Regions from separate parts of the Homo sapiens genome. Here all the other regions are linked to region 1. Evidence: chromatin loops called from intact Hi-C (ENCODE). Cell type or tissue: endothelial cell of umbilical vein. All regions are shown on one strand. Region 1 has its middle 64 kb from the start of LINC00494. Region 2 holds the start of LOC124904922 (a long non-coding RNA gene). Region 3 has its middle 11 kb from the start of LINC01523.

Evidence for each region. A loop is a pair of places that touch in the nucleus more often than their neighbours do. Peaks named below come from ENCODE experiments on the same cell type or tissue, not always from the same donor. Only the 100,000 strongest peaks of a DNase experiment are listed, where the experiment ranks them.
Region 2: it touches region 1 in a loop (3-fold over the local background); 35 of 110 quality-filtered maps call a loop at or near these places.
Region 3: a loop joins it to region 1, with 2.9 times the contacts of the local background. A loop is called at or near these places in 5 of 110 quality-filtered maps.

Annotation. Positions count from the first base shown.
Region 1 is chr20:48,294,675-48,297,174 of GRCh38, reverse strand. No RefSeq gene overlaps it. Among named protein-coding and RNA genes, the nearest start is that of LINC00494, 64 kb to the left of the region's middle. RefSeq lists enhancers at 293-1,037, 1,038-1,781, 1,782-2,500. In endothelial cell of umbilical vein, a CTCF peak has its summit at 1,371; DNase peaks (open chromatin) are centred at 1,014 and 1,484; H3K27ac peaks cover 2,203 bases.
Region 2 is chr20:47,772,621-47,775,120 of GRCh38, reverse strand. The region is part of intron 1 of SULF2 (sulfatase 2); the gene reads left to right. LOC124904922 (a long non-coding RNA gene) reads right to left here and starts at 1,031. Exons shown (of 3, transcript XR_007067620.1): 1 at 951-1,031; 2 at 525-681; 3 at 1-376. In endothelial cell of umbilical vein, no CTCF peak of the experiment used is centred here; DNase peaks (open chromatin) are centred at 870 and 1,470; H3K27ac peaks cover 909 bases.
Region 3 is chr20:47,971,431-47,973,930 of GRCh38, reverse strand. No RefSeq gene overlaps it. Among named protein-coding and RNA genes, the nearest start is that of LINC01523, 11 kb to the left of the region's middle. In endothelial cell of umbilical vein, no CTCF peak of the experiment used is centred here; DNase peaks (open chromatin) are centred at 310 and 1,530; H3K27ac peaks cover 1,107 bases.

The DNA.
Region 1 (2,500 bases):
TGCTGCCCCGAGGTGCAGAGATGGAGATGGGGCAGAGGCACTGGGTCCCCAGCCATGCCTCTCTCTGTAGTCATGAGCTTCTCACCTCCTGCTGCACAGACCTGTGGTTCCACTCAGATCCCAGCACAGAATTGCACCTGACATTGGGTCTCCTGGTTCTCGGCAGCTGGATCTGGTTCTGTCCCTGTGGGGAGGTGGCTGCACCTGCAGGTCCTCCCGGGATCCTGACTGATGCACAATAGACAAATCACCATGTGAGGAAACGCTTCAGGGAGGAGGGCGTCTCCACTCCCCAACAACCCAGCAAGACAAATCCAAAGGGATCCAGGAGAACGGAGCTAGCAGGAGCCTGCTGCTAAGGAGAACGAGTCGAGTGTTCTCATGTTTCTGAGGTTATCTAACAAGATGCACAGACTCACGTGGGACAGACATCATTTCAGGGCAAAGATGATACGCTGAGTGTGGGTTGGGTATTTGTGGCTTGAATTTTCAAAAGCATTTTAGGTGCATAGAAAACTATTCTGCAACAAACCATTTCACAAAGGATATCAAACTTTACAAGCACAGTGGAAGCTTCTAGTGTAACTCTCCACCATCATGTTTGCCTCCCTCCCTCTGAGAATCACACCTGAACTTTAGGTTTACTATGCTCGTGTATTTCACTTTCACTGCATTTTCATGTATGACCACTTTTCCAGTTTATTTTAACCTCTGTAGAGTACTCCACGCCATGAGCTCCAGCTGGTGGACATCCGGGCTGGCTCTGTGTTTTTCATGATCACAGACAAACAAAGCTGCCATGAATGTTCCAGTGCCTGGGTGCATGTGACACACTTGGGGCCAATGAGATGCAACAGGCCTTTTATTGTGGCTTCTGAGAGCAGCAGAGGCTCTTTTCTGCCGGGCTGAATCTGTCCTCAGCCATGACAGGAGATACTCTCTAAGAATGGTCCTGAGAGGGAAAAAGAAGAGCCAAGAGGCCAGGAGACACTCGTCCGGACCTGATGACATCATTGCAGCCTCTAGATCCAGCTGTGCCTGCAACGAACAAGGCATTCCTGGCACATTTTAGTCACCTGATGTAATAAAATTCTTTCATTTAAAGCTATTTAACTCGTTTTCTGTTGCATGCAACCAAGAGTGCTGACTGATTAAATCTTCCAATTATATGATGTTTTTACTTTAAAAGGAGTATTCAGTGCCTTCACCTGAAAGGAGCAATAATGGTAGTATTGAAGGCACACAGCAGTCCAGTGGTACTTAGAGGGTCCCTAAAATTATACTGTGTGGCCGGTTACTACTCAGTCCTTAGATTCAGCTGGTTCAGCAAGAAGAGTCATCAAGCTATCAGCTCTCTTCCCTCCTTTCTCCTGAAGGTGTCCTTCTTTACCTTTAAGACAGAGCACCCAACTAGCTTTGGCTGTTTTCAATTAGGCCTTCAGCTAAGAAATGGAAGGAAAATTTAAGGCCAGAATCATCGGAATGCGATGACGTGTACTTTCAAAAATTTTCCAGGAGGAGCCGACCTCATTCAGGACTTTGATGCTGGATTGAGTGCTCTGGTTCCACTCAAAGCTTAAGAATGCTTGACCTCTGATCTGTTAAGGCCTCAGACAAAGGGCAGACAATTACATGCAGGGAGAGAAAAATAGTTTTCTGGTTACAAAGATAATTTTTAATTGTTCTGCAATTGATGATTATCTAAATTTGAGTTTTGGTGTTTTTTTGTTGTTGTTGTCAACGTAAAGGAGTGAAGGATCCCACCAGCCTTCAGGCCTTGCTATTTAAGCAGGATGAACTAACACCTGCAGAATAATATCTGCATCTGTCACTGCTTAGTTGGATTTCAGGCCATGTCCTTTCGTCTTGCTAATCAGTTTTCCTGATTTCCTGGACTAATAACTCTTTCTCTGGTCTCCATTAGCTGCACATGCCATTTCTCTTGTAAAGACCTTTAAGTTTATGTTCTTATTTAAAGCAACGTTTGATGGACACCAGGCTTGCTTATTGAGTGTGTCTCTGACCCTAGGTCAAAGCAGAAAATGGGATTTTTGAGAAATGTCACTGAGGTCATGGTCGCCAGGATCAGCATAGTGAGCACAGACCCAGGGCTCAGAGGGCTACAGCAGGCAGCAGGAAACATCGTGGTGGTAAACTCCCGGGTCCTGTCTGAAGTCAAGTACCAAGGAGAGAGAATGGAAGCTTGGCAGTTCACTGAATTTATTCCAGAAGGCGAAGCTTGCACCTTCTCCTTGGTATTTGACTTCAGATAGAACCCAGGAGTTTACCACCACAATTCAGAGCTGACGAAGGACTGAGTTTTTCTAGATGAAAAAAAAAAAAGTTACCAAAGTGATTTGCACATTGTAGAACATTTCAATTCACAGATTTAACATCAGAGGCTTTAATGATTTGTAAATGACTCTGTGTGTTAATTGGGATGGCTTATGGGCAGTTAAAAGATCCCCAAATCTCAGCAGCTTAAAATAAGAAACAGCTA
Region 2 (2,500 bases), 520 kb after region 1:
TTTGAATACCAGGCAGTGTGGCTTTTTGGAGTCCACCAAAGTACCCATTCATCACAGACTGCAAGTAGCAGAGCCCAACACTTACTACCTCAAGCTGGAACAGGATTTACTGGGGGGCTCAGGAAAGGACAGGTCAGGAACTGAGGAAATTCTGGGGACCTTGGCGCAGGAGTTACTAGCAGCCTCCTGAAGGAGAGTTTCCATCCCAATGCGACAAATGCACCCCTGCTTTTTCTTTCTGCCCTTGACACTTTATTTGACAGTTGGGGACATGGTAAGAAAGTCTGATTGACCTTGGTCACATGATCACCCCTTGGCAGAGAGGATGGGGGCATCTTGGCAGAGGGGAGGGAGTCCTCAAAAGGAAGCTGGGGTGCTGTCAAAAGAAGGGGACCAGATGGACAAAAATTGTTAGAAATCTCTGCACCGCCCCTGCATAGGTGACTCCACCCCTGGCAGAGCAATGAACATTTTAAAACGAGTGAATGGACTTTGAAAGTCCAGTATAAGTAGAATGCCCAAACCTGTGTGGCAGCTTCTCCAGCTCCAGGGCCCCATAGCTCAGGTGCTGCTGGGGGTCTGGAAGCTTCTCTCCACTTTACGGGGCAAAGTCAACTCCTAGAACCCCTGCCATGCCTCAATATCCCCCTCCAGAAGATAGGGGCAGTTTGCTTCTGGCTCCTGAAAGGAGAGCATGCGCGGTAATGAGGGACCTGGGCTCAATGCCTGCACTCCCTCCTCCCAGACCCCGCCTCACCAGTGACACTGCCTTCCACCCCAACACCTGGTGACACCCAGTGAGTCCCCGCAGCAGGGGAGGCTGCTAGTAGGAAAAACTGATCCAGACTAATCTCAGCTCGCAGAGCCTCTGACCCGGGCTTTCCTCCCACTTGCCGGTCTATTTCCGGCTGCTAATTAGATTGCACAGCAAGCCACATTGGGAAGCCGACCTGTCGTTCCAAAGGCACTCCACTCGCATCTCCAAATGTAGCAGGTGATTTGGTAAAAGTTGATTCTGACTCCTTCCCCCAGCTTCTAAAATAATTGTAAGTGTCGGGCTGTTTCCAAGGTGAACTAATGAACAGCTCATCTGCTAATAGCAGGGGCAAGCTGGCTGAGGACGGCACGCTCGCCTGTGGATTGGGTGAAAAGGAAAGAAGTAATTGGATTATTAATACCAAGCCGTCAAAATACCTTTTATTCCTTTTATATTCTTCTGGAAGGAAACGACAATCTCTGGAAACATAAATACATGTTCTGTGGGGGTAAGCAGGGCTAAGAAAATGTGGGGCTGAAAAGGAGGAGGGGGTTAAAAAGGTGGAATTGTCAGTCCCCACTGTGGCAGTCTACACTGAGAACCAGCCCACAGTTAGGCGTGAATAATGACTCTGTTCAAGTCGGACTTTATTGCTTTTGGCCAAAGGCCTTTTGCAGAAATAACTTTGTAACTCCCTGCCAGGGAAGCTTTTGTCCACAGCTGAGACAAAGGAACAAAGAACAGAGGTGGGAATTTCTGTATCTGATTTCTACTTCCTCTAAACAGCCAGAAAGGACAGCGGGTGTGGCCTGCCCAGAAGGCATGGGCTGGGGCAAAGGGGTGTCCAGCCTCCTGTGGGCCACACTGCCGTGCTCGGCTGCACCATGTTGGTTTCATTGTGCACATTCCCACCCCAGGGCCTTTGCACTTACTTCCTCCGTTCATAGAAAGCATTTTGCCCACAACTGGCTTCTCGCCCGCCTCTGCTCTCAGCTCAGATGCCATTTCCTTATGCCACCTCCTCATGCCAGAGAGGCCTTTCCCAATTTACTGTCCATCCTATCACCTGACAGCTTCCTCCAAAGCTCTTAAGACAATCTTCATTCATTCATTTTCTCCTCCACCAAGGTATCACAGCTCCATGAGGACAGAGGCCTGGCCTGCCTTGTGGCCACTGCTGTTTCTTAGCATGTGGCACATAGTAGGTGCTCAGGAAAGATTGGATAGCTTGGAAGAGTCGCACATAGCTCCCAGGCCAAGCTCCAGCGGGGCTTTATGGAGCCCGCTCAGTGCTTAAAATAGGTTGAAAGTTTTTACTTTGGAAATGGTGTTTCCGGTGTAGTCCAGGCGCCACCCCATCTCTATCCTAAATCTAGGCCACTTTACTCACTCAGGTCTCCTGCCCGACCCTTGGATGCATTTGCATATTTGTCCCTGCTTTAGACAAAGGCCACTGCAAACATATCTCTCTCCAAAGGTCACCAGACAACATCCAGACTTCTTGCATTGCCAAGTCTTGTGCCAGACCGGTGGCCTCCACCAACCAGGTCCCATTGACTGGATCAAGGTGTAGTCTTCATCTTAGCCGTCCACGCACAGGGCGTAAGTGGCGTTGATCTCATCATAAGCAGGTCATGGCAGGAGGAGGGTCGGGCAGGAGACCTGAGTGAGTGAAGTGGCCTAGATTCAGGATAAGAGACGGGGTAGGGCCTGGACTACATTGGAAATGCCATTTCCAACGTA
Region 3 (2,500 bases), 320 kb after region 1:
CTGAGGACCCTCCCTCCTCAGCACATGGCCCTCCTGACTGTTGGGGGAGCCAGCATGAAGCCCCCGTCGCCGACCGGCAGGCCCGAGCTCCTGGACTCAGCATTGACCGACACTGACTCTGTTCCCACAGCAGCCGCTTTGTTCGTCTCCTTTGTGGACACTTAGCTCAGCGCCTGTGCTGCTCGGCTGTGACCTGACCTTCGAGGGTCACCTCCTGAATTCACTCGCTGTGACCTGTGCTGCGGACCCCGTCAGGAAGCTCCTGGTCTCCCCCGGCCCCTCCCCCGCCTCATTTGCACAAAAGGCCTCATTGTTCTGCAGGGTCTGACTCAGACCTGCCCTGGTTTCAGTTTCCGCAAACACCCAGCACTGGCTTTGGGTCAGGGGTCACTCTGGAGTGAACGGGGCGCCCTGAGCAACCCCACATCGCTGTGTGATCCCGGCTCATCCACAGGAAGCCCCGGCCCAGGGACCCAAATGGGTCCCAGAAGTGGACCAGATGCAGCGCCGACGGTGATGTGGGGACGCCGGCATCTCCAACAGTGGGAAAGAGGAAACTTTCTACTTTTCATTAACCCCGTCCTCTTCTCCCCCAGGGTTACGGGGACACAGTGTCTTCACTGGCCATGTTGGAACGTTCTGGGGAGTGAAGGGAACGTCCCCAAGAGCATTGACTTGACCTTCGCTTTGGCTGAGATTTGAAATTCTCTTCTTATCAATCTCTATATCTGTACACGCAGGAGTCTGTTTTACATCCAGCCATCCCTGTGACCTCGGGCGAGTTCCTTACCTTGTGTTTTCTCATCTGTAAAGTGGGTATAATGACCACCGCACGGCCTCGCATGCTTGTCAGAACCAAATCAGACAATGCACGAAGACCCGTTGGCCCGGAAAGCTGCAGCTGGGCCCTGACGATGCCACGCTGTCCATCTGGGGAGGGGAAGTTCATTGCTAATTCGACTCAAAGGAGGAAAAATGCACGTCCCCCTGAGCTGAAAGAAGGAACGAAGCCAAGTCCATCAGGCCACCGGGTCTCCTTAGGCTGAGGAAATGGACAATGAGGGCGACATCGAAACTGCAGAGAGCAGCAAAGCCCTTCACTACTGCTGCCCGAACCCTGCAGCGGCTCCTACAGCCACCACGGGTCACTGGGCCAGGAGCAAGTTGGGGAACAGCCACATCACCATCCAGGGAAGCCCCCGGAATGGTGGATTTGCTAACAGCAGCCACACAGACACCTCACCTCACGCCAGGCTGCTGAGCTCAGCGGGGGGCACGATTGCCCAAGCAGGGGTGGGGCAGGGCAAGGCAGACCGAGTCACACGGTGGGAAAAGCCAAAAAAAAAACCTGCCTGATTTGGTAAAATGCCAGAAAACTGCGTGAACTGGGCATTTGAAAGTAAGTTTTTAAGGCGTAGCCATTTGTTGGGGTTTTTTTGCCCCGTACTCTCCTGTCTCCCTCCTCGCCACACAATAAACTGTGTCCAAGGCAGCCGCCCTCCCGCTGCCAGGACGTGCGAGGCAGGAAGGTCAGGAGCTCTGCTGTGAGGGCGCCACCCGGCTTCCGGTTTGTGCATGAAAACCCGGCTCAGCTTTTCCATTCCGTGAAGACTGGGCTTCTCCAGGCTGCTCGGTAAATAATCACGGATTCCACTGGGAATAGGAAACGTCCCCACAGCCCCATCTCCATTGTGCACCCAACCTCCAGGTGTTTTCAATCTCTCAAAGAGCCCCGACGCCTGAAATTTAACAACTAAAATCTTATTTTTCATTTCCTGAGATTCTCTTGGTGGAATCAGGCAGCCTGGCGGTGCGCAGCACCTAGGGTGGCTCATGATGAAAAATCCAGAGGGGACTTTGCCTTCCTGCATGTCCTTTTGTCACCAGAACCCAGGGACCAGCAGGACCCAAAGCTCCCTGCGGGATCAGCTGGGTCTGGGAATCACTGTCCTGGGCCCAGTTGGACTTTTCGGATGAGGCCGGTGTTTGGCACCTGGGCTGGGCAGGTGGGAAGGACAGAGGCACTGATGGAGAGAGGGAGGAGAAGGGGATTCATGGCGGTCCTGGGGGAACCCCACGGGTGCCTTTGGCCTCTCCCTGGTCTGTCTGCCCCTCAGGATGGTTAAACTGTCCCCTGAAAGTTCCCCATTGGGCAAGTCCAGCAAGCCTGAGCCAGGCCTGTGATCTCAGGGTGGGTGGAGCTCTAGAAGGCCTGGCCCTCGCTCCTGGAGTCCACATTCACCCTCAAGGCAGTGAACGGCGCCCCACTGCGCATCTACTCACTAACCAGGCATGGGATGGTTTCCATGGTTCCTGTGTCTTAGACCAGCTCGCTCACGGTGACATGAGATGCCCTGAGACCCCGCCATGGTGCAGAGTGACATTAATGCATTAAATTAGCAGCCTCTGCAACACAAACACATTTCCATGTGGAGCCTGTGACGTTCTTTGGTAAAAGGGATCATTACGTGTTTGCAAACATTCCATAAGCTGAGGAAGG